Regions from separate parts of the Homo sapiens genome. Here region 2 is linked to region 1. Evidence: chromatin loops called from intact Hi-C (ENCODE). Cell type or tissue: K562. All regions are shown on one strand. Links, peaks and the distances in the headings refer to the core of each region. The heading gives the core; the rest is flanking DNA.

The links. A loop is a pair of places that touch in the nucleus more often than their neighbours do. Peaks named below come from ENCODE experiments on the same cell type or tissue, not always from the same donor. Only the 100,000 strongest peaks of a DNase experiment are listed, where the experiment ranks them.
Region 2: it touches region 1 in a loop (10-fold over the local background); 19 of 110 quality-filtered maps call a loop at or near these places.

The regions. Positions count from the first base shown.
Region 1 is chr7:20,591,396-20,607,768 of GRCh38, forward strand. No RefSeq gene overlaps it. Among named protein-coding and RNA genes, the nearest start is that of ABCB5, 16 kb to the right of the region's middle. In K562, for the core only: a CTCF peak has its summit at 7,332 (motif pointing left); a DNase peak (open chromatin) is centred at 7,326.
Region 2 is chr7:19,973,847-19,990,219 of GRCh38, forward strand. All of the region lies in intron 3 of MACC1-OT1 (MACC1 3' UTR overlapping transcript 1), which reads right to left. Among named protein-coding and RNA genes, the nearest start is that of MACC1-OT1, 160 kb to the right of the region's middle. In K562, for the core only: a CTCF peak has its summit at 9,171 (motif pointing right); no DNase peak of the experiment used is centred there.

The sequences.
Region 1 (16,373 bases), core at 6,170-8,669:
ATTTTTTTTCCTTTTGCTCAGTCCTGATTTAAACAGGTCAAAGATGTGTTCAGGCATTCCAGGAAACAGGTGTGTGTGTAAAGTTAAAAATAGACTTTCTAGGAACTCACTCATTAGATATTACATCCAGTTTCTCTGTTAAATATTTGTCATTAAAGGGTTTGAGAGGTACATCTTTCATTTTGTATTTCTCATAGGCTATGTCATGTGCAGAATTCAAGTTACCAGTGTAACACTGGCCAGCGGGCCCAGCAATCTCCACGTGTACTCATTACAGTCTTGTTTAACCAGAGGTCCTAACCACTAACATTGTGACTTTGCTTTGAGACCTCTCCTTTCCTGGGTACTGAGGTGCTATGAAGCCAAATGACAAAGATGCATCATGTGTCTTAGGCTGATGCCACTACCCGATTTGTTTAGTTGCAATTTGAGCCATTTAAAGACCAATAAACTTCTCTTTAAAATATATATATATTTAAATTAAATAATATATATGTGATTTACACCCACAAGAGTAGAGCAAGTAATAAGTATACTTTATACAAACAGCCAAAAAAAATAATAGTTAAAACCGTACATTTTAGTCACTTCAAAATATTTACGGGCCAGGCACAGTGACTCATGCCTGTAATCCCAGCACTTTGGGAGACCAAGGGCGGGTGGATCACCTGAGGTCGGGAGTTCAAGACCAGCCTGACCAACATGGCAAAACCCCACCTCTACTAAAAACACAAAATTAGCCGGGCGTGGTGGCGCGTGCCTGTAATCCCAGCTACTCAGGAGGCTGAGGCAGGAGAATTGCTTGAACCAGGGAGGCAGAGGCTGCAGTGAGCTGAGATTGAGCCATTGCACTCCAGTCTGCACAACAAAGAGTGAAACTCCATCTCAAAAAAATATGTATATACATATATAGAGATAGATATAGATATAGATATGTATGTGTGTATCTAGATAGATAGATACATACATACATACATACATACATACATAGATTACATAGCTTTTATTGTTCCAGGCACTGTTTTAAGAGCTTTTATAAAAAAGTAACTGATTACTCTCATAAAATATTTTGTGAGTTAGATGCTAACGCTAATATGATCCTTTTTCACAGATGAAAAGGAAACAGAGAAGTTAAGTAACTTGCCCCAAGTGACACGGTAAGCAGTGACAAAGCCAGAGTTAGAACTTATCAATCTCATTCTAGAGTCTGTTTGATGCTCTGCCTTCTTTCTAATAATCCTTTATTATTGATTAGAAAATTACAAATTTACATCTTCTTATCAGAATTTAGATCTGCAGAGTTTAGCACAATCAAGTTAAATGTGTTAGAATGAGATCATGTTTTCTGCAGGGATGTGGGTGGAGCTGGAGGCCAATATCTTAGCAAACTAACACAGGAGCAGAAAACCAAACACCACAGGTTCTCACTTTTAGGTGGGAGCTGAATGATGAGAACACATGGACACAGGGAGGGGAACAACACACACTGGGGCCTATGGGAGGATAGAGGGTGGAAGGAGAGCGAGAATCAGGAAAAATAACTATTGGGTGCTAGGCTTAGTACCTGGGTGATGAAATAATCCATACAACAAACCCCCATGACACAGTTTACCTATGTAACAAACCTGCACTTGTACCCCTGAACTCAAAAGTTTAAAAAAGAGAAATAATAGCCACAAAAGAAAACTCACAATGGCAAAAGCTCAATCAGCACAGTTTGATATGAACTATGATTTAATAATTGCCAGAATTTCCAGTAATTTCCACCAAAAAAGTTGATGGCAGTGAAAACAACTTCTGAAAACTAAAATTAAAAATTTTTAAAAATTAAGGGACAAAAAGATGCCATGCAAAATAGTTATTAAAGAGTGAAACAGGTTTCATGGAGTTTGCTTTTAGATACCAGCCAAGATGGACTCAGTAATGGTATGGTAACAGATAGCAACCACACTTTAGTCTTTCTGTGATTTGAAGTGAAAAGCTCATTGATTTTTATTGAAAGTCTCAACAGAAGGCAATGCTACAGACATGTAGCATGAATGTCATTGTTTGTGGTGTCAAGCATCTCATATTTCACTGGCCACAGCAAGTCACATGACCAGGTCTCCCTTTAGGTAAGTTGTGCCATGCCCTGAATACTCAGAAATAGGAGAGCCACTTATTAGCAAGCAGTTAGTTCAATCAAAATTCATCAGCATGTGGTTCCCAGATAAATATACAAAATTAGCGCTTTGATTACAAGGAAGACAGAGCAGCAGGAAACGTCTGTAGGGCAGCCAACCAACATTTTCTGCCACCATAAATGTTGGCAATAATAAACTTCATGACAAAGCCAGCATTCATTAAGAGCTCAGAAAATGCCAGGCACTGTGCTTCTTATATGTTTTCTTATTTAATTCCCAAGTCCTACAAGGGAAGCACATTATTGCCTATGTTACAGAAAGGAAAACTGAAGAACGAAGATTAAAATACTTTTGCAGATCTGGTAAATGTTGAAGCTAAGACAAGAACCTAAGCAGTCCGATTAATACCCCTCTTAGAACTACTCCCTCATTGTGCTTCCCTTCTGAATTGCACGATTCAGAGCATAAAGCACTTTATCTCTGGATATTGCAGGCTTTGCAAGAGTATTCATCTGTGGATCTTGAGTGCAAAATAAAATTTGACCCTGGTGGTTTAGCTATAACTGGAAAGGACAACTTCCATGACATTTTCTCGTAAAGCCCGTTGCCAACATCATCGAGAACAGCATGTGCTCTTCCAGATTACAGTGATAAGAAGGTTGATGTTGCTGAGAGCCGCAAGTCCTGATGAAGCAGCACTTCTCTAGGAGAGGGACGTTTCCGCTGGCCTCCGCTGAATCCTGTGCATTGGCTTCTTAGGGAGGAACTGGCTGAAACTGCTGGAAAACCACATCCATGGGATTCATGCTGTTGGAAAGGCTGTCAACAGGAAATGGTCAACAAATTGCCCTAAACCCGTGGAGCTTGCAGAGGGGCATTGCTGCCATTCTGTCTGCACATAGCCATGCTGTCTACTCACTTGAAGACTATAAGACCCCTTCCATTCTAAGGCAGGAGTAATTGAAGAAAAAGGGAATCTCTACCTAAATAAGTTGTATTCAAATTATTCATCTATACCTGGGAATTTACGCCAATCATACCAAAATAAAATATAGCTAGTACAACGTCTGGTGTCTGCTGAGCTGTAAATCTCTTCAACAGGTGCTTGTTGTTATGGGCTGGGAGACACTGATGATAATGCCCTTGAACCATCAACCCCCTCCAACATACACACACACACACACACACACACACACACACACACACCGTCTTCCTTATCTTGCCCTAGGTTTTTTTCAAATCAATTGGATCTCTTTCAACACTCTACACCCCCCTTGGATGCTTTTTTTCATCCTTGGGGTACACAAGGGCTCTGTGAGGAGGCCCTTGGGGCTTTTAGTCCAGGCTCTTCATCATTCCGTGGCTGGTCTGCTATTCCAACCCCATGATAACCAAGGGATTCTAACAGGCTTCTAGTCTCCCCTGGCTATGCAACAGGTAGGATACTCTAGGATACAACACATCCATTCCTTTCTGTTTGGCAAGTGGGGAGGACAGAGAGGACTGGGCAGGATTTGGGTTTCTCCCACTAACTCTTACATCATCATATGTTGTGTTGATTTGGGCATAATCTCCACGCCGTGCTACCTTCAAGATTTTGTATTCTGATATTCAAAGCCAAGCATTTGAACTTTAAAACACGTTATCTGTCTTAAGCACTTGGCTTTTAAGACTTCTGCCTTTGCTACAAGTTTTAAAACCCATTCATCAATCCAACTAACGTCCCCTTTCTAAGCAGTACCTGCTCTCCCCTTGAGAGCAATGTACAAAGAAAATTATACAATGGGAGAAATGTAATGGGTTCAAAGCTGCCCAGTGGAGGAGCAGGAAGGAGGTGTTGAGAACTCTGAATAATGGTTCTCAACATATTTTTTCTTAGATCTACTTTCTGGAATGCTGTTTCCTCCTATTTTGAGATTATGCTAATTTATGTTGCATTTAGTATATGCCAGCAACTTCCATGACTTTAACCTTCAGTCCTCACAGAAACATTATGAGTTGAAGCTTTTATCTTCTTTCACTGATAAGAAAAGGGAGTCCTAGAGACATTCATTAACTTGACGAAGTTCACGAAGGTAGTAGGTGGTGGAACCAGGCACTGTGTTAGTCCGTGAATGTACGTAGATTAACGATACAAAGATGACTGCATCAACTGGTGTAGGCATCAAACATGTAAATGAATCTTGGTAGCACGTTTGGCTGGGACTATTATTGAGGTTTACACACATAGGATGGCCATTTAACTAAGCGTTATGGAAGACTTCCTACAGAGATTCACACCTGAGTTGATTCATGAAGGATAAGCAGAAAAGTTAGACAAGTGAAAAAAAAAAAAAAAAGAGGAAGGGAAAGAAAGGGTATTTCAGGGCCTAGGAATAACATGAACAAAAGCACAAGGGCAAGCTGAAATAGAATGTTTTGCTCCCTGTTTTAGGCTATTTCTCCAGTTACCTACAAGTGACCCAAAATTTCATACCTTATAACAATAGTTATCATGCTCCTAAACCTGCAATTTAGCAGGACCTGGTGGGAATAATTCATCTATGCCCTGTCTGGCATCATCTGGGATAGCTCAAAGGCTGGGACTGAATCAACTGAAGGCTCATTTACATGTAAGTTGACATTGGCAGCAGGCTGAGACCCAAGCTGGGTCTGTGGGCTGATAATCCTACACAGTCCTGGATGGCTCATGTGGCTGGGCTTTCTCACAGCATGTCGGCTGGGTTGCAAACATGAGCATCCCGAGAGATATAAACCATGTGGAAGCCATAACACATTTTAAAATTTATTTTATTTTTATTGATACATAAGATTTGTACATATTTATAGGGTGCATGCAATATTTTGTTACACAAATAAAATGTGTAATGATTAAGTCAGGGTATTTAGGATATCCATCCCACAAGCATTTATCATTTCTATGCACTGAGAACATTTGAGGTCCTCATTTCTAACTATTTTGAAATGTACAATACATTCATAACACATTTTTGACTTAGCCTTGTAAGTTAGGCAGTATCACTTCCACCATATTCAATTTGTTGAAACAGCTGCAAAATGCACCCAATTTCAAGGATAAGAGAAAAGCCTTCAATCCCGAGAGGGCATAGCAGTGTTTTGGAAAAGCATGTAGACCTGGAAATATGGCTGTGATCATTTTTCAAATATACAATATAGTATAACTCTAAACATAAAAGAACAATATAAAAAGCAAATAGAGCCACTTTCCATAGCTACTGTGTCTTTCTCGATATAATCACACTATTAGCTGCATGAGATCATTGATTGACTCATTGCTTACTAAGAGGGGGTTACTAGCTAAAAGCCAAGAAAAGAATTTAAGTCATATGCCAGGCATCAGCATGAGTTATCCATACAGTAGGCTAAGCACAGGAAATACTGTCATCACTGCACAAAATGCTTGTTGTGTTTTCTTGGCCACATGGCAAATAACCATTCATAAACTTTCTGTAACAAAGACTAATCTAGAAATTGTGTCAGAAGGCCTTGAATGTATTCTTGCAATTGAAAGACCATTTCAAGCTATTTGTCCCAGCCACCACAGGGACCTCTTTTACTAAAGGCAGTGTTAATAAATCTTGACGAAAACTTTCTAATGATTTTGCAGAGCCGTTTCAGTAAAGGTCCTTATTATTTGTGGAAATATCTTCAAAATGACTTGAATCTTTTACTTCATTTCCACGTCCAACAATCATAGCTCCATGCCATTTAATTGTAACAGATTGTAAAATGCTACATCTTACAAGGCCCAAAATGCAAACGGCTCCATACTGCAGGTCATGTCAATGAACTGTAAAGTTGCTACACCCTGGCAACTTGGAGGGACACTAAAATGATTAGAACCATCTCTTCTACAGTCATTAATTCTAAATCCTCAGCTTCTTAGTCACCGCCTCTCCCCTCTGTGGGCTCATCAGAGACCCAACAGAGAAGCAATTGATTCTTCTCTGTCTCCCACAGTGATGAGAATAGACATGATGGAGAGCATATGAGGACATAAGCCCTTTTACCACAGAATTTACATTCTAGAAGGAGTGACAGATGTTACGCAATTACATAAGTATGAAATATAAATGAAAAGGGATAAATGCTGTGATGCAGAAGCTCCTGGTTCTATGAGAGTGTATTGTAAAGAAACTGATGCACACAGAGAGACAAGTAAGGGGAGAAAAGGGGGAGGAAGAGGGGATGGAGACAGAGAACAACTCAGGCGAGAGCCTGAAGCAGGAGGCGCGTGATGAGTTCAGGGAACTGAAAGAAGAAAATGGCATAGCACCAGGATGCTTGGACCTGTGGCCCTAGATGACCTGGGGGGCCCTTGTCCTGAGAACAATGAAGGGCCATTCACAAGGTTTAAGTCTCCAGATATTTTAATTCCTTCCATTCAGGAGCATGTCTTCCTCAACGAGAGATAGCCATGTCAGGGTAGCCCAGTCATTTTTTTGTGTTCACCTTACTGGTCTTCTGCTATAGTTTGTTACCTGGACACTGTAGCGGCTGTCCACTTTCTGTAGTGTATGTGTTCTCCCTAATACGACTCTTCCTTTCTCCTGGATCTATACACCGCTGACACTTCATCTTCCTAAAGTGCAATTTGCATCACATCACTCTCCTCAGAAACTTTCAGAGGCAAATTCAGGATGGAAGGTAAATTCAAGCACTCCTCTGTTTTTTCTGTTCCTATACCATCTGTCACCCTCACCAGCAGCTCTACTCTTCCCAGAATGAATCTTCTACTTCACCCAAATTGAGTATTTTTTCCCACCATCACACAAATGCTCATGGCATGCCTCCTTCTTGAAATGATCTTGCTTTCTTCCTACCCTAGTCTTAATCATCCATTAGAACAGCACCTGAGTCCCACATCTCTAGAAGCTTCCACAGCCAGTGCAGTTTACATTTATTTCTCTCTCTGGATCTGAGAGCTCTTGTTACCTCTGTTCTTCATATTTGTAAGTGGTCATAAATGAATGCACACTCTTGTGATATTCTGTAACTGTTTAGATAGGTTTATCGTGCTTCTATCAAGGACACAAGTTTTTTCTTATCAGAAGCCACATGTTCTATATTACTCATAGCTCTTAGTTGAAGGGTAAACTTCAGGGAAGAGGACAGCAGTCATTCAAGGATCTACACATAAACACTGTAGAATGAGCCATTCTATTTCATGAGCAACAATGACATCTAGTGGCTGACAGGTTGCATAGCTTCTTCTGACTTTAATAATCGGACAAGGCATTCAGAAAGAGAATATTACAGAATAATTAATGAACCCAAGTTATTCCCACCAACTACACTGCTTATGAAGGTATTTCAAATATGGATTTATGTGTTCTGGCTGCCCAAATGCTTCCCCCATCCTCCTGTGGTCCAACGACCCACAAACTACTGGTAAGAGGTCCCTGCCTGTGCTCCTTGCAAACCGCAACTTCCCTTTCCCGTAGGAAGATCACCAGAAATTTTCATGGAGATTATGCGATTTTCAACTTTCTGCTTCCTGTGAAGATAGAGGTTTATGTGGATAAATATTTATTTTGGAAAGAAAGTATGTAATTGAGTAGGAAACTTGAGATGATAAATATGATAACCAGAGTAGAAACGCACTTGAAAGCCAAATGAGAGAAAGTCAGTGTGGCGTAGAGGAAGTCTGTGGGCTTTGGCTTCTGAGGGACTTGGGATCGGATGCCAGGTCTTCCCATAAAGTCACGTGATCGTTATGACAGACTGACGTCTCTGGGGCGCCATCTTCGCATCCCAAACATTGAAGGCGACATATATACAGCCTACCGGGCAGCTTTGGGGAGGATTCGATACAATCCTATATAGTAAGATTTCGGCCTGGAGTAGGTAGCCCATAAATAATAGCTATTCCTATGGTTTTACATTTTACTGGAAATAATTGTCCTCCTCTTTCCAATTTGATATTTTTTAAAACCAAAAACCTGTTTTTTTATCTGAAATTGTCAATAACTCATTCTGATCTTCATTTAAATTACCTCGTTGCTTCTGATTTCAGATGTTTATGCTGGAAAATAATGAGGTTGAGGAAAATATCTCAAATCTCTGAAAATGACCCAGGAATTCTAATCTGCCATAGACCTCAAAATCTGAATAATAATGAAGGGTGTAGAAGAACTGGAGCAGACTATAATTATTGTTATATATAGCAGTTGAAAAAGTAACCCTTTTAACTCAAGGAACCTGGCTTTGTGGAGGGAGAAAACAGGCCTAGGAATAAATATGTAAACAAATTATCGCAAGAAAATATTGTGAAGTCCTGATTTGTGTGGCCTCCCTGTGGGCAGCACGGGAATCCACAATCACCCTTATAAAATGTTTCCTTAGAAAACATCATCTTGGCCTTCTAAGCTTTACCTGAACCTAAGGTAAAGGAAGAGCTTGTTTCAAAAGTTTACTTTTTTGCTTATTATTTGGAATGTAGCAAACATTTTTCTTATATTAAGTATTATTATATACAATGGTTTATTTCACAGCCAATCCCACAGATTAATGCCAAAGACAGGCTTCAATTACATAACTCCACAAATAGGACTGGTATAGGTAGCAAAAATGGACAGTGATGTTACTTTGGGAATACAGAATAATAGAATTCCTGGGCTGGAAGAAATTTGAGATCTCCATTCTAAATTCTAAGTGAGTAGATAAAAAACACACCTTCTCCCAGTTTCAGCTCTGATGTGGGAGCAAATAATCCTCTCCCCACTTAAGACAAATTCAACCTTCTTCCTCTCCTTCTCAGTATTGTAACAGAAACCACAGGAGGGTGGGGGAAAGATGGACAGGAAACCTGCCTCTAATTCTCACTCTTCCATTGTCGGTGGGCAGGGGGCCATTAGGAGCGTTAGTCATCCCAAAATCTCAAGGGCGAAAACAACCCGGATCTATTTCATGCTCACGTTAATGACCATTGAAGTTTGGCTGCATCTCTATTCTAATAATTCTTCCTTCTGGGATTCAGGCTGAAGAAGTAGCTACTAATAAGGACATGCTATTCTGATGGCAGAGGGAAAAAAATTAATTGACAGATGAGATGACTCTTGAAGTTTCTGCTTAGAAATGACACAGGCCTCTTCCACTCACATTCATCAGTCAAAGCAAGTTACAAGGCTAAGCCGAGGTCAATGGGAGAGTAAGTATACTCCTCGAAATGGAAGGGGCTCCAGAGAGGGTATAGTAAGGAAGGGCAACAAATAATTTGGACAAATAATCAAATATGCCACATTTATCGAATATAAGCAGACTGCTTAAGATTACTTAGTCCTCAAACTCAACCAAAAATCAGATATAATAATCCTTTCCAGCCTAGTCTCAGGTTTGCTGTAAAGTCAAGCCTATGATTATGTCAAAGATGACCACTTTCAGAGATTCTGTCCAATAGGTATCATGTGGAACCCTGGTGTCTGTATTGTTTAAATGCTCCAGGATTGAGAGGCATTCTGGTTAAGTTCTGATCAATGGTTTCCAAACCTAGCCACTCAGAACCAAGAAAGCTCTTAGAAAATGCATACTTCTTGGCCTTATCCCAAAGATTCTGATTCAGTAGGGCTTGGTTAGAATTCCGGATTCTGTATTTTAAAAAAGATCCTCAGGAGATTCTGATGTAAAACTAGATAGGGACTCCCTATGCTATAGGATTCTTTTTAGCAACAAAATTCTGTAACTTATAATCAGTAACTTCCCCCCTCCCTCGCTCTTTTTGTTGTTTTTGGAGGGAGGAAGGGTGTTCTTTGGTGAGCAAGTCTATGCAAACTTAACCACAAAGTCCACCAAGCTGAGAGGCCAAAGAAAGAGGCTGACATATCTGGTTTCTCAGAAAGAAACATTTAATGGGGGCTTATGAACAGAGGCCACGTCACAGGCAGCTGAGAGACAAGATGCTGGATTCCCACCCATACTGTTAGCACTGAGACTCAGGGCTTATATAGCATAGCAAAAGAATGTGTACGACAATCAAAGTCAATCTCAATTGGCAAGAAACAGAATGGCAAGAATTTGGTTAAGGACAGAATTTATGGTAAGTATGTCTTTAGGATAATATCAAGGTTGTTTTGACCTAAAGGCATCATTTACAGTAAGTACAGGAAAATAGAAATCTTTAGGCATTCCCAGAAGTCAACATGGTGGATTAGCAGCCAAGATGGAGTCCCTTTAGCCTCCACAGAGGGATTTTTGTTGCTTTGCTTGTACAACTTTATATTTGAAACTTTACTATTTGTATCCCAATCTAATACAAATTTAGATGGCTGATTTTACCAGGGAAAAGGAGTAGGTACTGACTTGCTCGTAAGGAAGCCAAGGACAATTTTCTCCACGAGAGAAAGAGTTAGGTGACAGAAAAGTAAAGAGCAAATGTGCTTCAAGTGACTATATAGCACTAACTGCAGACAATAATGATGACGGTGGTGATGATTAAGGCTCCCATTTATTCTGTGATCAAAGAGACATTTAACACGAAATATCTCTTTGAATCTTCAGGACAGCCTAATTAAGTAGGAAATGTTGCATCCACCTTAATGATGAAAGATGTAGGTGCCAGAAACGTTAAATTACACAGCCCAGAAATGATAAAGCAGGATTCATGCTTACATCTGCCTAACTTCAAAGCTCAGGATCTCAGCCACTACACTGTACAGACATCAGTGTCCCCTAAGCCTTCCAGGAAATTCCATCTGAAAGACCATAGGAAAAGAAAGAGGAAAAGCCAATGATGATAAAAGTGTCAAGGAAGCAATAAATTTCACTTTGTAACACCTCCCAAGTTGCAAAATGTCAGTGGACACCCCTCATTGCTGTGTCCCAGCCAGCTCTGCCCCACCAGCAGACCTCCCTTTCTGCTATTATCCCTGCAGAGGCAACACCCTAGATCAATGACCACAAATGTCACCACACTTTATCACTTACTGTGTGCTTTCATAGCAATCTCATTTACTATCCTCAAAAACACAAGTATTTCATACAGAAGCCAAGAATAATAAAGATTGAGCTGATTTATCTAAAATAGGATTTCCTAACTCGCATTATTGTGCTGGATAATTCTTTGTTGTGGGCTCTGTACCGTGCAATGTGGCGTGTTTAGCAGCATCTGTGTATTCTACCCACTGGTGCACCTTCTCCTCAGCACCTGCCAATTGTAACAACTAAAAATGTCTCCAGACTTTGCCAGCTATCCTCTGCTGGGGGACAGAGTAACTTCTAGCTAAGAACTGTGGACATAAAGTGATGCAGCAAACAAGCAGAAAATATGTTCTGACCCAGATCTTATGACTAACATGGTGTGTGATCCATTGCACCCCTGAGACTGCAATGGAACATTGAATTTTAGAATTTTATGTCATAGAATTTTAGAATCATAGAATTTTTAAGGTCCCACTGACATCCAGGCAACTTCCTTATTTTGCTGATGAGCAAACCAAGGCTTAGAGATGTGAGATGACTATCACAATTCTATGGCTCAAAATATTTTAAAAATAATTTCAAGCAAACATTCCTAAGATTCTTGGCAAAAGTGATATTGCTGATACACATCCACAGGGGGTACATCTTGTCCTGTGGCTGCACCAATTAGCCATCCTATCTGTCAAGAAAGTCTTCCTAAAACATATAGGTTAACTTCATTTATACCAATGCTAAAACAAGTCATGCCATACCTCTGCCGCCCTTCATGTTGGAGACTTTCAGTCACCTATACATGTTTCTGTAGTTCTAGAAGCCAGACTTCCGAGAAGCATAAAATCCATCATAGGTGTTGGGGGAGGTAAAAGGAAAACCACCATTCTGATCAGATGAGGCCATTTGAAAAATGGGATAATGGCCGTACTCAAAGAGCCTTCCTTCTTAGCATTCCATTCTCTGACCCCTCCCTCCTCTTTTGTCTGTATCCTGATCCCTTCTACCCAATACCTGGGGCCTCTACGCAGATCCACTTTTCTCAGAGGCTCACTGGACAGCATTAGGTCTATGTGGAAAATTATCCTTTTCATCGGGAACCAGTGAGATCTTAGCTAACCTCCTGCTTCCATGCCTGTAGTGGCAACTGTTGAGATACAGTTCTTCATTTATAAATTTTCTCAGGTCTCCACTCACGATATTTGAGTGCTTTGTGTTCCAAAGAAGAAAACCAATTATTACTTCTGTTTGGCCACACACAGAATTGCAGAACACGTGGACTTGGATGCCAGATGTTGCCATAGAGTTCAATATTTTCTTGCTCCAAATTAAAAATGCCTTTATAATACTTAGTCTATTAAGAATTTAAAGCTGCTAAAGAGTACCTTTTAATTCCTAAAAAAAGTGATAGAATATTAACATATCACATCAGAAGAAAGCTAGTGTATAAGAAACCACCAACCCCCAACCCCAGCACACACACACATGCAACAAGTACATCTCATGTATGAATTCAAGCATTTGTCCTGTTTTATAGCAACAGCACAGGAGCTTCCCCTTGTACTAATCAGGTTTTTATTTTCTGATGCTTCGCTATCTTAGGGCCTTGCTGACCTTAAAAAGTCTGTCCCTCCCAGGATTAGTTAATTCCTAGAGATAGAAAACAACTCATTTCCCAGGATATACCTTTTATACGGAAGCCAACAAATCCAGAGCCTGTATTCTCAACCACGTCCTTTATCAGGCTTTCACACTATCCCCCTGCCCTAATCACTGCAGGGCCAGGTACCAGGCAACTAGAGACATTATTCAAACTAGCTGATCCTTTATATATATATATATTTTTATTATACTTTAAGTTCTAGCGTACATGTGCACAACGTGCAGGTTTGTTACATATGTATACATGTGCCATGTTGGTGTGCTGCACCCATTAACTCGTCATTTACGTTAGGTATATCTCCTAATGCTATCCCTCCCCCCTCCCCCCACCACACAACAGGCCCCGGTGTGTGATGTTCCCCTTCCTGTGTCCAAGTGTTCTCACTCACCTATGAGTGAGAACATGCAGTGTTTGGTCTTTCGTCCTTGCGATAGTTTGCTGAGAATGATGGTTTCCAGCTTCATCCATGTCCCTACAAAGGACATGAATTCATCATTTTTTATGGCTGCATAGTATTCCATGCTGTGTATGTGCCACATTTTCTTAATCCAGCCTATCATTGTTGGACATTTGGGTTGGTTCCAAGTCTTTGCTATTGCGAGTAGTGCCGCAATGAACATACGTGTGCATGTGTCTTTATAGCAGCATGATTTATATTCCTTTGGGTATATACCTAGTAATGGGATGGCTGGGTCAAATGGTATTTCCAGTTCTAGATCCCTGAGGAATCGCCTCACTGTCTTCCACAATGGTTGAACTAGTTTACAGTCCCACCAACAGTGTAAAAGTGTTCCTATTTCTCCACATCCTCTCCAGCACCTGTTGTTTCCTGACTTTTTAATGATCGCCATTCTAACTGGTGTGAGATGGTATCTCATTGTGGTTTTGATTTGCATTTCTCTGATGGCCAGTGATGGTGAGCATTTTTTCATGTGTCTGTTGGCTGCATAAATGTCTTCTTTTGAGAAGTGTCTGTTCATATCCTTCATGGTACTGGTACCAAACAGAGACATAGACCAATGGAACAGAACAAAGATCTCAGAAATAATACCACACATCTACAACCATCTGATCTTTGACAAACCTGACAAGAACAAGAAATGGGGAAAGGATTCCGTATTTAACAAATGGTGGTGGGGAAACTGGCTAGCCATATGTAGAAAGCTGAAACTGGATCCCTTCCTTCTACCTTATACAAAAATTAATTCAAGATGGATTAAAGACTTAAATGTTAGACCCAAAACCATAAAAACCCTAGAAGAAAACCTAGGCAATACCATTCAGGACATAGGCATGGGCAAGGATTTCATGTCTAAAACACCAAAAGCAATGGCAACACAAGCCAAAATTGACAAATGGGATCTAATTAAACTAAAGAGCTTCTGCACAGCAAAAGAAACTACCATCAGAGTGAACAGACAACCTACAGAATGGGAGAAAATTTTTGCAATCTACTCATCTGACGAAGGGCTAATATCCAGAATCTACAATGAACCCAAACAAATTTACAAGAAAAAAACAAACAACCCTATCAACAAGTGGGCGAAGGATATGAACAGACACTTCTCAAAAGAAGACATTTATGCAGCCAACAGACACATGAAAAAATGCTCATCATCACTGGCCATCAGAGAAATGCAAATCAAAACCACAACGAGATGCCATCTCACACCAGTTAGAATGGCGATCATTAAAAAGTCAGGAAACAACAGGTGCTGGAGAGGATGTGGAGAAATAGGAACACTTTTACACTGTTGGTGGGACTGTAAACTAGTTCAACCATTGTGGAAGTCAGTGTGGCCATTCCTCAGGGATCTAAAACTAGAAATACCATTTGACCCAGCCATCCCATTACTGGGTATATACCCAGGGGATTATAAATCATGCTGCTATAAAGACACATGCACGCGTATGTTTATCGTGGCACTATTCACAATAGCAAAGACTTGGAACCAACCCAAATGTCCAACAATGACAGACTAGATTAAGAAAATGTGGCACATATACATCATGGAATACTATGCAGCCATAAAAAGTGATGAGCTCATATCCTTTATAGGGACATGGATGAAGCTGGAAACCATCATTCTCAGCAAACTATCACAAGGACAAAAAACCAAACACCGCATTTTCTCACTCATAGGTGGGAATTGAACAATGAGAACACATGGACACAGGAAGGGGAACATCATACGCCGGGGCCTGTTGTGGGGTCGGGGGAGGAGGGAGGGATAGCATTAGGAGATAGACCTAATGCAAATGACGAGTTAATGGGTGCAGCACACCAACATGGCACAGGTATACTTATGTAACTAACCTGCACATTGTGCACATGTACCCTAGAACTTAAAGTATAATAAAAAATAAATAAATAAATAGATAAAAACCCATCAAAAAGTGGGCGAAGGAAACTAGCCAATCCTAAACCTGTTTACCTTGCCCTGCCTTTCCAGAGGAAAGCACAGTAAAGGTTCCTGCTCAAGTTTTCCCCATTTCCTCTGCCTCCTGACAAACCCCAGTGGTTGCCCATGTGGCCCTACGTGGTGGCCATGCCTTCTGTTTCCAGGGATCTGTGAGTATAAACTTCTTCCTTCGTGATAGCCATTTTTAGCTCTGTGTGTCTTACAATATCTGATTAAAGCAAGCCCTGGGTTATTTTATTTTATTATTTATTTATTTATTTATTTATTTATTTATTTTGAGATGGAGTCTTGCTCTGTCGCCCAGGCTGGAGTACAGTGGCACCATCTTGGCTCACTGCAACCTCCGTCTCCTGGGTTCAAGCAATTCTCCTGCCTTAGCCTCCTGAGTAGCTGGGATTACAGGCACCCGTCACCACGCCTGGCTAATTTTTATATTTTTAGTAGATACCAGGTTTCGCCAAGTTGGTCAGGCAGGTCTCGAACTCCTGACCTCAGGTGATCTGCCCTCCTTGCCCTCCCAAAGTGCTGGGATTACAGGCGTAAGCCACTGTGCCTGGCCCAGGGTAGACAAATTTGGTTCTGCTACTTTAATAGTTGTGTTAACTAGGCAACACTACTTAAGTCATCTAACCCTCAATTGCCTCTTGTAACAATGGAGCTAATAAATCAATGATTAATGAGAGTACTGGCATAATAGTAATAATATTTAATATTGATTGAAGCATCTATAAAATTTTTTCACAGTACATAACTCAGAGTAAGTGCTTCTAGTGGGAACCATTATTATTATTGTTGACTGTAACAGCAAAGCAATAAATTTTTTCCTAATGTAAACAGATAGCTAATGGATAAATGATTACTCATCATCATACTTGCTTACTTTATTAAGAAACAGAGTAAACATGAAGAGACTACGTAGCTAGGTTCAGGTCACAAAATGACTCTGTGGCAGCGTTGGATTTCTGCCCTGTCCAAGACCCAACCCTTCTCCAGAGATCACTATGATTCTTTCATTTCACGTAAAATAAAAAACTTTCATTTGGGGAATTCCCTTGCAGAGTTTCATGGTTTTGTCCCAGATTCTCTTGAGTCTGGAAAATTACTTTGTGTTCTTATGTTTAATATTCTGCACTTCTGTTAAAGATGGATTTTTGCTGAGTTAAAGGCTCACACAGTTCTTATAGGTTCCAATTTAGAAACAACCCTAAATCTGTTGTGGCTTTGAGTTAGTCTTGG
Region 2 (16,373 bases), core at 7,681-10,180, 620 kb before region 1:
TGTAAGAAACCACCAAACTGTCTTCAAATTGGCTCTACCATATCACCAGCAATGACTGAGACAGAAATGGATGTACCATATCATCAGGAATGACTGAGAGTTTCCACTGCTTCACATCTTCACCAGCATTTTGTGTTAGTGTTCTGGATTTTGGCCATTCTAGTAGATGTGTAGTGGTTTCTCATTGTTGTTTCAGTTTGCATTTCTCTTATGACATATAACGTGGAACATATTTTCATATGTTTATTTGCCATCCATATATCTTCTTTGGTGAGGTGTCAAGATCTTGGCTCTTTTTAAATTGTGTTTTTAATTTTCTTGTTGTGGAGTTTAAGAGTTTTCTGTATATTTTTTATAATAGTTTTGCATTTACAGTATTTACATATGTAATCCATCCTAATTTTTGTGAAAGGTGTAAGGTCTATGTCTAGATTCTTTTCTTTTTTTTTTTTTTTTTTTTTTGCATGTGAATGTCTAATTGTCCTAGCACTGTTTGTGGAAAAGACTGTTTTTGCTCCATTGTATCATCTTTGCTCCTTTTTTGCAGATCAGTTGACTATATTTATGTGGGTCTATTTTAGGGCTTTCTATTTTGTTCCATTGATCTATTTGTCTATTCTTTCACCAGCACCGTACATTTTGATGACTGTAGCTTTATAGTAAGTCTTGAAATCAATAGTGTTAGTCCTCTAACTTTGTTCTTCTCCTTCAATATTGAATTGGCTATTCTAGTTCTCTTGTCTGTCCATATAAATTTTTGAATCAGTTTGTTCACATAATAACTTACTGAGATTTTGATTGGGATTGTGTTGTATCTATATATCAAGTTAGGAAGAACTGACATCTTGATAATACTGAACCTTCCTATCCACAAACATGAAATATCTCTCCATTTATTTAGTTCTTTGATATTTGAGTTTTGCAGTTTTGCTTATATAAATCTTGTACATATTTTGTTAGATTTATACTAAGTATTTCACTGTTGGAGGGAGTACTAATGTAAATGGCATAATGTTTTTAATTTCAAATTCCACTTACTCATTGCTGGTATATAGACAAATGATTGACTTTTTTATATTAATCTTGTATCATGCAACCTTGCTGTAATCACTTATTAATTTCAGAAAAATATTGTTAATTCTTTTGGTTTTTCCACATAGATAAGTATGTCATCTGAAAATAAAGACAGTTTTATTTCTTCCTTCCCAATATGCCTGTCTTTATTTCTTTTTATAAAAAACAAAAGTATTGCATTAGCTCAGACTACCAATATGATCTTGAAAAAGAAAGGTAAGAGGAACTCCCTTTCGTTTTTCCTTATTTTTGCAGGAAATTGTCTAGATTTTCACCATTAAGTATGATGTCAGCATAAGATATTTTTGTGTGTATATTATTTATCCAGTTAATAAAGTTTTCCTCTATTCCTAGTTTGCTGAGTTATTTGTCTCTCAGCAAAAACTCTCAGATTTGAATGAGTGTTAGATTTTCATCAAGTATTTTTTATGCATTTATGGATATGATCCTGTGATTTTTAGACTGTTAATATGATTACTTACCTTAATTAATTTTTCAATGTTAAATGAGCCTTGCATATTTGAGATAAATTTCCTGGTTATGCCATATAATTATTTTTATGCATAGTTAGATTTAATTTTGTTTTGTTATTATTTTGTTGAGGACTTTACATCTATATTTATGAGAACTATTGGTCTGTAGTTTTCTTGTAATGTCTTTGTCTGGTTTTGGTATTAGCATAATGTTGACCTCACAAAGTAAGTTAAGAAGTATTCCTTCTCCTTCTATCTTTAAGAAGAGATTGTAGAGAACGGATACAATTTCCTCCTTAGATGTATGGTAGAATTCACTGGCAACATATGAAATGTAAAGTAGTTTCCTCCAATTCTGTGAAGAAAGTCATTGGTAGCTTGATGGGGATGGCATTGAATCTATAAATTACCTTGGGCAGTATGGCCATTTTCACGATATTGATTCTTCCTATCCATGAGCATGGAATATTTTTCCATTTGTGTCCGCTCTTATTTGCTTGAGCAGTGGTTTGTAGTTCTCCTTGAAGAGGTCCTTCACGTCCCTTGTAAGTTGTATTCCTAGGTATTTTATTCTCTTTGTAGTAATTGTGAATGGGAGTTCACCCATGATTTGGCTCTTTGTTTGTCTGTTATTGGTGTATAGGAATGCTTGTGATTTTTGCACATTGATTTTGTACCCTGAGACTTTGCTGAAGTTGCTTATTAGCTTAAGGAGATTTTGGGCTGAGACGATGGGGTTTTCTAAATACACAATCATGTCATCTGCAAACAGGGACAATTTGACTTCCTGTTTTCCTAATTGAATACCCTCTATTTCTTCTCTTGCCTGATTGCCCTGGCCAGAACTTCCAATACTATGTTGACTAGGAGTGGTGAGAGAGGGCATCCTTGTCTTGTGCCAGTTTTCGAAGGGAATGCTTCCAGCTTTTGCCCATTCAGTATGATACTGGCTGTGGGTTTGTCATAAATAGCTCTTACTATTTTGAGATACTTTCCATCAATGCCTAGTTTATTGAGAGTTTTTAGCATGAAGGGCTGTTGAATTTTGTTGAAGGACTTTTCTGCATCTATTGGATAATCATGTGGTTTTTATCATTGGTTCTGTTTATGTGATGGATTACATTTATTGATTTGTGTATGTTGAACCAGCTTTGCATCCAAGGGATGAAGCTGAGTTGATTGTGGTGGATAAGCTTTTTGATGTGCTGCTGGATTTGGTTTGCCAGTATTTTATTGAGAATTTTCAGAGGCCTCAGAAATAACACCACACATCTACAACCATCTGATCTTTGACAAACCTGACAAAAACGAGCAATGAGGGAAGGATTCCCTATGTAATAAATAGTGTTGGGAAAACGGGCTGGCCATATGCAGAAAGCTGAAACTGAATCCCTTCTTTACACCTTATACAAAAATTAACTCAAGATGGATTAAAGACTTAAGTGTTAGACCTAAAACCATAAAAACCATGGAAGAAAACCTAGGCAATACCATTCAGGACATAGGCATGGGCAAGGACTTCATGACTGAAACACCAAAAGCAATGGCAACAAAAGGTAAAATTGACAAATGGGATCTAACTAAACTAAAGAAATTCTGCACAGCAAAAGAAACTATATCAGTGTGAACAGACAACCTACAGAATGTGAGAAAATTTTTGCAATCTATCCATCTGACAAAGGGCTAATATCCAGAATCTACAACCAACTTAAACAAATTTACAAGAAAAAAAACAACCCCATCAAAAAGAGGGCACAGGATATGAACAGACACTTCTCAAAAGAAGGCATTTATGCAGCCAACCAACATATGAAAGAAAAAAAAGCCTCATCACTGGTCATTAGAGAAATGTAAATCAAAACCACAATCAGATACCATCTCATGCCAGTTAGAATGGCGACCATTAAAAAGTCAGAAAACAACAGATGCTGGAGAGGATGTGGAGAAATAGGAATGCTTTTACCATTGTGGAAGACAGTGTGGCAATTCCTCAAGGATCTAGAACTAGAAATACCATTTGACCCAGCAATACCATTACTGGGTATATACCCAAAGGATTATAAATCATTCTACTATAAAGACACATGCACACGTATGTTTATTGTGGCACTGCTAACAGCAGCAAAGGCTTGGAACCAACCCAAATGCCCATCAATGATAGACTGGATAAAGAAAATGTGGCACATATACACCATGGAATACTATGAAGCCATAAAAAAGGATGAATTCGTGTCCTTTGCAGGGACATGGATGACGCTGGAAACCATCATTCTGAGCAGACTACCACAAGAACAGAAAACCAAACACCGCATGTTCTCACTCATAAGTGGGAGTTGAATAATGAGAAGACATGGAAACAGGGAGGAGAACATCACACACCATGGCCTGTTGGGGGCTGGGGGGCTAGGGGAGGGATAGCATTAGGAGAAATACCTAACGTAGATGATGGGTTGATGGGTGTAGCAAACCACCGTGGCACGTGTATACCTGTGTAACAAACCTGCACATTCTCCACGTGTACCCCAGAACTTAAAGTATATATGTGTGTGTGTGTGTATATATATGTATACGTATATATATATTTATGTATATATATATGTGTGTGTGTGTATATATGTGTGTGTGTGTGTGTATATATATATATATATATATATATATATATATATATATATATATATATATATATATATATATATATATATATATATATATATATATACACACACACACACACACACACACATAAAGGAATTCACTGGTGAATCCATCCGGGCTTGGTGCTTTCTGTTTTGGAAGGTTATTAATTATTGGTCTGAATTTGTTTTGTTTTTAAATTTTTATTTTTAATTTTATTGGGTACATAGTAGATGTATATATTTATGGGGTACATTAGATGTTTTGATATAGGCATGCAATGTGAAATAAGCACATCATGGAGAACAGGGTATCCATCCCCTCAAGCATTTATCCTTGAGTAATAAACAATCCAACTACTGTATTTAAGTTATTTTGAAGTGTACAATAATTATTGACTATCGTTACCCCATTGTGCTATCAAATAGTAGGTATTATTCCATTGTTTCTAACTATATTTTGTATTGTATCCATTAACCATCCCCACTTCCCTACTATTAATAACTCCTAATTACCCTTCTCAGCCCCTGGTAACCGTTCTACTCTGTATGTTCATGAGTTCAACTGTTTTGGTTTTTAGCTCCCATAAATGAATGATAAAATGAAGTGTTTTTCTTTCTGTACATGGCTTGTTTCACTTAACATAATGATCCACAGTTCCATCTATGCTGTTGCAAATGACTAGGTCTCATTCATTTTTATGACTGAATGGTACTCCATTGTATATATGTACCACATTTTCTTTATCCATTTATCTTTTTATGGAAACTTAGGTTACTTCCTCTTATTAGCTATTGCAAACAGTGCTGCAACAAACATAGGAGTGCAGATATCTCTTCAATATACTGATTTCTTTTCTTTTGGGTATATACCCAGCAGTGAGATTGCTGGATTATATGGTAGCTCAATTTTTAGTTTCTTGAGGAAGCTCTAAACTGTTCTCCATAATGGTTGTACTAATGTACCTTCCCACCAACAGTGTACAATAGTTCCCTTTTCTCCACATCCTTGCCAGCCTTTGTTACTGCCTGTTTTTTGGATATAATCTATTTTAACTAGGGTGAGATGATAGCTCATTATAGTTTTGATTTGCATATCTCTGATGATCCGTGGTGCTGAATACCTTTTCATATGTTTCTTTGCCATTTGTATGTCTTCTTTTGAGAAATGTCTATTCAAATATTTTGCCCATTTTTTGATCCAATTATTAGATTTTTTCCTACAGAGTTTTTCGAGCTTCTTATATATTCTGGTTATTAATCTTTTGTCAGATGGGTAGTTTGCAAATATTTTCTCCCATTCTATGGGTTGTCTCTTCATTTTGTTGATTGTACCTTTTGCTGTGCAGAATCTTTTTAGCTTGATGTGATTCTATTTGCCCATTTTTTGTTTTGGTTGCCTGCACTTTTTGGGTATTGCTCAATAAATTTTTGCCCAGACTAATGTCCTGGAGATTTTTCCCAATATTTTCTTGTAGCAGTTTTATAGATTGAAATCTTAGATTTAAGTCTTTAATTCACTTTAATTTGATTTTTGTATATGGTGAGAGATAGGATTCTAGTTTCATACTTCTGCATATGGATGTCCAGTTTTCCCAGAAAAATTTATTGAAGAGACTGTCTTTTTCCCAGTGTATGTTCTTGGCACCTCTGTCAAAAATGAGTTCACTGTAGGCAGTGTGGATTTATTTCTGGGGTCTCTATTCTGTTCCATTGGTGTATGTGTCTGCTTTTATGCTTGTACCATGCCCTTTTGGTTACTATAGCTCTGTACTATAATTTGAAGTCAGCTAATATAGTTCCTCCAGTTTTGTTCTTTTTGCTTAGGATGGCTTTGGCTCTTCTGGGCCTTTTTGTGTTTCCATATAAATTTTAGAATTGTTTTTAATATTTCTGTGAAGAATGTCATTAGTACTTTGATAGGGATTGCACTGAATCTGTGGATTGCTTTGGGTAATAAGGATATTTAACAATATTAATTCTTACAATCCATGAACATGGAATATTTTTTCAAATTTTGTTGGCTTCTTCAATTTCTTTCATCAGTGTTTTATATTTTTCATTATAGAGATCTTTTATTTCTTTAAGATAATTATTGTTTCATTTTTTGCATGGCTATTATAAATGGGATTATATTTGTATTTCTTTTTCAGATTGTTCATTGTTGTCATATTGAAATGCTAATGATTTTTATGTTAATTTTGTGTATGCACATTTACTGAATCTATTCATCACTTTTTTTGTTTTTTGGTTTGTTTTGAGATGGAATCTCACTCTGTCACCCAGGCTGGAGTGCAGTGGCATGATCTTGGCTCACTGCAACCTCCACTTCCTGAGTTCAAGCAATTCTCCTGCCTCAGCCTCCCGAGTAGCTGGGATTACAGGCAAAAGCCACCATGCCTGGCTACTTTTTGTATTTTAGTAGAGATCGGGTTTCACCACGTCAGCTAGGCTGGTCTCGAACTCCTGACGTCAGGTGATCCACCCACCTAGGCCTCCCAAAGTACTGGCGTTACAGACGTGAGCCACTGCACCTGGCCTGTTTATCAGTTTTAAAAGGTTTCCTGTGGAGTCTTTAGGATTTTCCAAATATAAGATCATATCATCTGCAAATAAGGGTCATTTGACTTCTTCCTTTCCATTTTGGATGCCTTTTATATCTTTCTCTTGTCTGATTGCTCTAGCTAGGACCTCAAGTACTATGTTGAATAATAGTGGTGACAGTAGGCATCCTTATCATGTTCCTTATCTTCGAAAAAAGGCTTTCAGTTTTTTCCCATTCAGTATGATACTATCTGTGGGTCTGTCATATATGGCTTTTATTATTTTGAGGTACGCTCCTTCTATAACAGTTTTTTAGGGTTTTTATCATGAAGGGATGTTGTATTTTATCAAATGTTTTTTCAGCATCAATTGAAATAATCATATTGTTTTTATCCTTCATTCTGTTGATATGATGTATACATTGATTGATTGGTGTAGGTTGTTTCTCCTTGCTTCCCAGGGATAAATCCCACTTGGTCACAATAAATGATCTTTCTAATGCATTGTTGTATTTGGTTTGCTAGTATTTTGTTGAGGATTTTTGCATCAATGTTCATCAGAGACACCGGCCTGTAGTTTTCTTTTTCTGACGTGTCTTTGTCTGGTTTTGGTATCAGGGTAATACTGACCTTGTAGAATGAGTTTAGACATATTTCCTCCTCCTTTATTTTTTAAGAATAGTTTGATAGGATTGGTATTAATTGTTTAAATGTTTGGTAGAAATCAGTGGTAAAGCCATGGGTCCCCAGGCTTTTCTGCATTGGAATTCTTTTTATTATAGCTTTGATTTTGTTACTTGTTATTGGTCTCTTCAGGTTTTGAATTTCTTCTTGGTTCAATCTTGGTAGGTTGTATGTATCTAGGAATTTGTCCATTTTTTCTAGATATTCAAATTTATTGGCAGATAGTGGCTCATAGTAGACATTAATTATCTTTAGAATTTCTGCAGTATTAGCTGTAATATCTCCTTTTTAATCTCTGATTTTATTTATTTGTATCTTTTTCTTCTTAGCCTGGCTATAGGTTTGTCAATTTTGTTTAACTTCTCAAAAAACCAACTTTCTGTTGCACTGATCTTTTATATGTTTTTATTTCAATTTTATTTCTTCTCTAATCTTCTTTCTACTAAGTTTGGGTCTGATGTGCTCTTGCTTTTCTAGTTTCTGAAGAAGTATCATTAGATTTTTTATTTGAAGTTTTTCTACTTTTTTGATGTAGACATTTATAGCTATAAACTTCCTTCTGAATATTGCTTTTGCTGTATCCCATAGGTTTTCATATATTGTTTCCATTGTTATTTGCCTCAAGACATTTGTATCTTCATATGATTTCTTGTTGCTCATTAACATCTTTCTTTCTGATTGAAGTACTCCCTTTAGAATTTCGTGTAGGATAGATCTGGTATTAATGAAATCCCTCAGCTTTTGTTTGTCTGGGAACGTCTTTATTTCTCCTTCATGTTTGAAGAATATATTAACCAGATATACTATTCTAAGGTGAAAGTTTTTTTCTTTCAGCACTTTAAATATGTCATTCCACTCTCTCTTGGCCTGTAAGGTTTCTGCTGAAAAGGCGGCCGCCAATTGTATTGGACCTCCATTGTATGTTATTTGTTTCTTTTCTCTTGCTGCTTTTAGGATCCTTTCTTTATTCTTGACCTTTGGGAGTTTGATTATTAGATGCCTTGAGGTGTGTTCTTTGGGTTGTCTTCTTGGTGTTCTATGACCTTCTTGTACTTGGATACTGACATCTTTCTTTAGGTTTGGGATGTTCTGTGTCATTATCCCTTTGAATAAACTTTGTACCCCTACCTCTTTCTCTACATCCTTTTAAAGGCCAATAACAGATTTGTCCTTTTGAGGCTATTTTCAAGATCCTGTAGCTATGCTTCATTGGTTTTTATTCTTTTTTCTTTTGTCTCCTCTGACAGTGTATTTTCACATAGCCTGTCTTCAAGCTCATTAATTCTTTCTTCTGTTTGATCAATTCTGCTATTAAAGGACTCTGATGCATTCTTCCATGTGCCAATTGCATTTATCAGCTCCAGAATTTCTGCTTGATTCTTTTTAATTATTTCAATCTCTTTGTTAAATTTATCTGATAGAATTCTGAATCCCTTCTATGTGTTATCATGACTTTTTTTTTTTTTTTTTTTAGTTTCTTCAACACAGCTATTTTGAGTTCTCTGTCTGAAAGGCCACATATCTTTGTTTCTCCAGGATTGGTTCTTGATGTCATATTTAGTTCATTTGGTGAGACAGTATTTTCCTAGATGGTGTTGATGCAAGTAGATGTTCTTCTTTGCCTTGGCGTTGAAGAGTTAGGTATTTATTGTAGTCTTCACTGTTTGGGCTCATTTGTAGCCATCCTTCTTGGGAAAGCTTTCCAGATATTTGAAAGGACTTGGGTGTTGTGATCTAAGCTGTATCTCCTTTAGGGGGCACCCCAAGCCCAGTAATGCTGTGGTTCTTACAGACTCATAGAGGTACCGCCCTGATGGTCTTGAACAAGATCTGGAAGAATTCTCTGGATTGTCAAGCAGAGACTCTTGTTCTCTTCATTTACATTCTCGCAAACATACAGTCTCTATCTCTCCGTTAAAAACCATGTAGAGCTGGGGGTGGAGTGATACTAGCACCCCTGTGGCCACCAGCACTGTGACTGTGCAGGGTCAGACCTGAAGTCAGCACAGCACTGGGTCTCACCCAAGGCTTGCTGTAACCACTCACTGGCTGCTGCCTATGTTTGCTTTAGGCTCTGGAGCTCTACAATCAGCATGAGGCAAAGCCAGATAAGCCTGCGACCTGCTCTTCAGGGTGGTGAGATCCTCCAGACTCCAGGTGAGTCTAGGGGTGCAATCCAGCATTAAGAGACTAAAGTCTAAAACCTTAGAAGTCTACCTGGTATTCTATTGTACTGTGGCTGACCAGACAGTCAAACCACAAGATACACTTCTTCCTACTCTTCTGTCCTCTTTCCAAAGGCAAAGGCACTTCACCCTGTAGCCACCCCTGGCCACAAGGCATACTACCAGACTACGCCAACTTTCCCTTAAGGCCCAAGGGCTCTCAAGTTAGCTTGTGGTGAATGCTGCCTGACCTGGGACTCACCCCATAAGGCAGTGGGCTCCCCTCTAGCCCAGGGCAGGTCCAGAAATGCCATCTAAGAGTAAAGTGCTAGAATCAGGGATCCCAAGAGGCTTCTTTGTGCTCTAACCCTCTGTGGCTATGCTGGCATCTAAGGTACAAGAAAAAGTCCCCTTTACTTTTCCCTCTGCTTTTCTCAAGCATAAGTGGTTTTGTCCCATAGCCACCATAGCTGGTAATGTGATGAGTATCAACTGAAGCCAGCATGTCTCAGAGGCTCACCCATGGCCCTCGACAGAGTACCTGGGTATCACTGATGATTATTTGGGGCCCAAAGGCTCTTTAGTCACTAGGTGATGAATGCTACCAGCACTGGGTCCTTTCCTTCAAGGCAGTTTCTAGACAAACCCTCTGGCCCAAGGTTTGTCTAGAAATACCATCTGGGAGCTAGAGCCTGCACCAAGGGCCTCATGATTCTGATCTGTACCCTGTCTTTCTGTGGCTGAGCTGGTATTCAATAGGCAAGTCAAAGTCCTTCCCCCTCTTCCCTCTCCTCTCCTCAAACAGAAGGAAGGGGTCTCTTTGGATCCAAAGGCTGTGCAGACTGGGATTAGGGTACGGTGATGCCAGTACTCTCTTGGCTGCTCCAGCAGGTGGAGTACCTCAGTAGGTCCTGTGCCCCTCCCCCGCAGTCTACTGTCTTTGGGCCTAGTTTAGCACTAGCACTCACCTAAGGGTTGCAGTCCTTATGGCCTACACTGCCTTTCATGTTTAGTTGGAGACAGACCTCACCGTAGCCCTCAGTGGGAGGTTTGCAGGAACTCAAGTTCAGACTGCTGGGAGAGGTGATTACCCTCTGGGTAGAGCTGATTTAAATGCTCCCTCCATGGGCAGGTGTCAGCTGAGTTTGGCCAGGTTTTCCTTTCTGCTGTAATAGGATAGCACTGAGTCATTGCCTCACAATTGCTATGTTCTCCCTCCTCCAGCACCCAGAGATGCTCTCCTGAGGCCCAGACCACCACTGCCAGCCATGGAGGAGGAGTGGCGTTGGCGATTCAGGACTGCTTTTTCTGTCTCTTCAGTGCCTCTCTCAGCAACATGAAGGTAAAAACCAGGTACTGTGAGTGCTCACCTGATTTTTAGTTCTTGATGGTGTCTTTTCGTTGTAGATAATTGTTAAATTGGCATCCTTGAGAGGGGAACAATCAGTGGAAACTTCTAGTCTGCCATCTTCTTCCACCTCCCCTGATTTGATTTTTAATAGATTTATGTCTATCCCTTACATTTCTTTTGTAAGAATGTTTTCCTTTGTAACAAGAAATAACTATGTATTTGTTGAGAAATTGTGTCTTTTAAGGAATTGGCCTATTTTATCTAAGTTTTCCCAGTACTTTTAGTTCTGATATTAGTAATTAGTATCATCTCTATTCTTAGCTTTTCAATTTTTTCATCTTTTCAAAAAACCATCTTTTGGTTTTCTCTATTGATTTCTTGTTTTTAATTTCATTGATTTCTGCTCTAATTTTTATTATTTCTTTTCTTCTGCTTACTTTTGATTTTATTTACTCTTTCAAGTTTCCTAAGGTGGAAAACTAGAAATATCTTTCTCAATCCATTTACTTTTGCTATATGGAAGTAATTTCTCTAATGTTTGCAATATACCCTTACAGCTAATGCAAACCCACTTTCAAAGAGCATGCTATTGCTTCACAGGTAGTATGAATACCTTATATTTTAAAAAAATAATTAAAATGCCTTCCTCCCATTTCTTGTATCATAGCTGTCATTTACATCTAAGCATATATACTGTTCTTAGATACTGATATGGTTTGAATTTGTGTCCCCACACAAATCTCATGAGGAATTGTAATCCCCAATGTTGAAGGAAGGACCTGGTGGGTGGTGATTGGCTCAGAGGGGCCGATTTCTCCTTGCTTTTCTCATGATAGTGAGTGAGTTCTCATGAGATCTGGTTGTTTAAAAGTGTATAGCACCTCCCCCTTCTCCCTCTTCCTCCTGCTCTTGCCAGGTAAGACGTTCCAGCTTCCCCTTCACCATCCATCATTCTTGTAAGTTTCCCGAGGCCTCCTCAGAAGCAGAAGCCTGTACAGCCTGTAGAACCATAAGCCAATTAAACCTCTTTCCTTTATAAATTACCCAGTTTCAGGTATTTATTTGTAACAGTACAAGAACGAACTAATGCAGACACACACACACACACACACACACACAAAGATATATGTGTAAGCATACATAATGAAATACATTGTTGCTATTACTTTATGAACAAAATGTTATCTATTAGACCAACTAAGAATAAGAAAAATAAAAGCTTTTGTTTACCTTCATTTATTCCTTCTCTAATGCTCTTCCTTTTTTACGTAGATATGTGTTTCTGACCTATATCATTTTTCTTCTTTTCAAATAAATAACTTCTTTTAACAATTCTTGCAAGACAAGTCTACTGGCAACAAATTTATTCAATATTTATTTGTCTGAGAAAGGTTTTATTTCTCCTTCACTTTTTAAAATTGTGAAATAACACTTAACATGAGATCTGTTAACAATTTTTAAGTGTACACTACATAATTTTTGACTGTAGGTACAATATTGTAGAATAGATCTCTAGGCTTGTTTATGTTGCTTGAGTGAAAGTTTATATCTGTTGATTTCCAACTCCATTTCTCCATCCTCCAGCCCCTGGTTACCACCATTCCACACTTTGATTCAATGAATGTAACTATGTTAGTTACGTTACATAAATCATGCATTGTCTTTTTGTTACTGGCTTATTTTATTTAATATAATGTCTTTAGGTTGCATCCATGTTGTTGCATATTGCAGAATTTCTTTATTTTAAAAGGCTGAGTAGTATTCCATTGTATGTATATATCACATTTTCTGTATCCATTCATCTGCTGATGGCATTTAGACTATTTTTATTTCTTAGCTGTAATGAATAGTGCAACAATGAACACAGAAGTGTTAATATATCCACAAGATCATGATTTCAGATCCGGAATGGGATTTCTGGATCATATGGCAGTGCTATTTTTAAATTTTTGAGGAACCTTCTTACTATTTATAGCAGCTGCGCCATTTTGCATTCCCCTCAGCAGTACCATGCAAGGGTACCAATTTCTTTCCCTAGTATTGTTTCTTCTTCTACTTTTTTTAAGTAATAGTCATCCTGGTAGGTTTGATATAACACCTTATCATGGTTTTGATTTGCATTTACATTAAGATCAGAAACATTGAGTACTTTTTCATCTACCTCTTGGGCATTTACGTGTCTTTTTGGAGAAACGTCTATTTGAGTCCTTAGCCCACTCTCACTTCTACGAATTTTAATGTTTGGGATCTTACATTTAGGTCTTTAATCTGTTTAGAATAAAGTTTTGTGTACGGTGTGATATAAGGGTCCAGTTTCATTCTTTTGCATGTGGATTCCAGTTTTCTCAGTACCATTTATTGAAGAGACATTCTGTTTTTCATTGTGTATTTTGGCACCTTTCTGGAAAGTCAGTTGACTGTAAATATGTAGATTTGTTTCTAGGCTCTGTATGCTTTTCCATTGGTTTTTATGTCCATCTTTATGTCAGTGCATTCTGTTTAGATTACTGTAATTTGTAATGTATTTTAAAATCAGAAAATATGGTGTCTATGGTTTTATTCTGTTTGCTCAAGATTTATTTAGCTATTCAGAGACTTTTGTGGTTGCATGTGAATTTTAGAATTGTTTCTATATCTGTAAAAAAATACCATTGGGATTTGGTAGAGATTACTTTGGGTAGTGTGGACATTTTAACAATATCATGTTGTTCAATCCATGAAGATGGAAAGTCTTCATATTTGTTTTCTTCTGGTTTAATTTCTTTTATCAATGTTTTGTAGGTTTCAGTATATAAGTCTTTGACCTCCTTACTGAAGTTTATTCCTAGTTTATTCTTTTTGTGCTGTTTTAAATGGGATTTTCATAGTTCCCTCTTCAGATAGTTCATTGTTAGTATATAGAAGTGCAACTGATTTTTGTAAGTTGATTTTGTATCCTACAACTCTACTGAATTCATTCAATTTTTCTAACAGTTTCTAAAAGTTAACAGATTATACCATCTACACCAGGGAACATTTTACTTTTTCTTTCTTATTTGAATGACTTTTACTTCTTTTTCTTGCCTACTTGCTCTGGCTAGGACTTCCAGTAGTATGTTTAATAGAAACGGTAAAAGTGGGCATCCTTGTCTTGTTCTTGATATTGGAGGAAAAACTTTAAATTTTTCACTGTCAAGTATGATGTTAGCTGTGGGCTTATCATATTTGACCTTTATTATGTTGAGGTAATTTCTTACTTTTCGTAATGTGTTGAGAATTTCTATCATGAAAGCATAATTAATTTTGATAAGTGCCTTTTCTGCATTTATGATCCTGTAATTTTTATTTTTTATTATGTAATGTGCTATATTGATATTGTATAATAACATACATTAATTTTAAAAAGTTGAACCATCCTTATGTATCAGGTATAAATCCCAATAATCATAGTGTATGATTCTCTTAATGTTAGTATGATTCTCTTAATGTTATGTTGGACTCAGTTTGCTAGTATTTTATTGAGGAATTTTGTATTCAAATTTACCAAGGATCTTGGCTTTGTTTTCTTTTTTGTGATGCCTTTGTTTTCTTTTTTGTGATGCCTTTGTCTGGCATTGGTATAAAGGTAATGCTGGCCTGATAAAATGCATTTGAGTGTTCCTTGAGGTATGAAGTTAAATTGTTAATTAATATCCTTCCTCTTTATAATATAGTCATTCATTACTGTCAACTGCCCTCTTGGTACTGCTTTTGCTTCATTTCATTACTTTTGGTACGTTGTGCTTTTGTTTTTGTGGGGGAAGATAAAGCATTCTTATAGTTTATAAATCTGTGTGAGGGTTTGGGTACACCTGTGCTCTGGGACTGTGAACTTCGCCAGTGATTCTCAGTATTTTTTTTCCCTTAAGTGAGACAGAATGGCTAGAGGGTACTGGAGTTGGGTATTTCCCTTCCCCAGGTAAGTTAGACTCTGAAAAACAAACAAAACAACAAAACAAAACAAAACAAGGAAACAGCAGGTTAGGCTCTGGTAAAATAGTTTCTCTTGAATGCAGGCCTTTTTAAAGGACAGAATGCTATTGTGAATTCGAAATGTTTATTTTTTCCCTCCTTCATTGGAAGCCCTAGGAGATTTTTCTCAGATATTCACTATGAGAACCTGGTAAGGTTCCCGGAGGTAAGACTCAAAAAATTGTGGGGATCTGCCTGTGGCTTAACCTCCCTGAAAATTTTAACTCTCAGACTGATTCATACTGAGCCTCCAGCAATTAATCAATTACAGTTCATTTCTAAGTACTAATTTCCATGGAGGTTTCTTATCATGTGTTTCTGAGCTTGCGATGCTCTGTATTTGCCTGTCTCTCCAATTTTGGGTGTTAATAGATTACCCTATGACTGACTTCACTTCTCTGATGATCTAAGGGGAGTTTGTTTATTTTGTTCAGGTTTTTTTCTTGTTGGGATAAATTTGTAACTTCCAACCTGTTTACATGCTAGACTAGAAACCACAAGCCCAAAATATATTTTTTTCACTTAACCAATTATGAACATATTTCTCTCAATGAATATTTGCTTATTATCATCTCTAAAGGCTAGAAAGCCTTTCATCATTATTTACTTAACTTTTCCTCAAAATATTCTGGTTGTAATAAGCCACGCTATGGGAATAGTCTAATGTCTAAATCCTTAGACATTTGTTCATTTGTCCTTTATAGGATACATATTTTAAGTGGAAAGGGATGCACATTAATATTTTCTCATTTTATAAGGCCCCAGCAGTGCATGAATGTCCTCATTGTCCCACCCTTCCAACATAAATGATGATTTTAATTTTTAAAACTTAAATAGAAGAAAAATGCAGTTTATTTATTACTAGGTCCATATCTTCTGACTCCAGAGATTCTTCGTGTAACTTGTATTTTGATAGTATATAATAATATTCTTGGTAATTTATTATAAATTAATTTTTTAGGATCAAAACAAATTGAGGTCAAACTTGTTTCATGACTTGAGTGAAACACTTTTATTAGCCAAAGATAGCTTGTATTTTCTACCAACTAAAAAACCATTTTTTAAATTTATGATCCCTAAATACTTATTCTCTGAAGCTCACATCGACCCTATTGTCTTGAAATATTTTATTTTGAAAAGCAGGGATTTCTTCGTGACAGCCTTAACAGTATTGAAAAGAAAATTGCCCCACAGAGATAGTTTAGCCAGAGTCATAGTCTGAGTCCTGTTTGGGTCATACTGAAAGGATTAAATTTTTTCTATTTCTATTTTTACTTTAGCTTCAGTCCAAAAAAAAAAAAAAAAAGGCAGGAAAAACCACTAATCTCATATTAGCTTTAGGGCCACACTTTAATACCACTTTATCTAAATTTAGCTGCATTCCTTCCTCGTTAAAATGTTTGTTTAGAGCAGCTAAAAAGTAGGCATAAAATGCTCATGGTTTTACTATGAAATATATA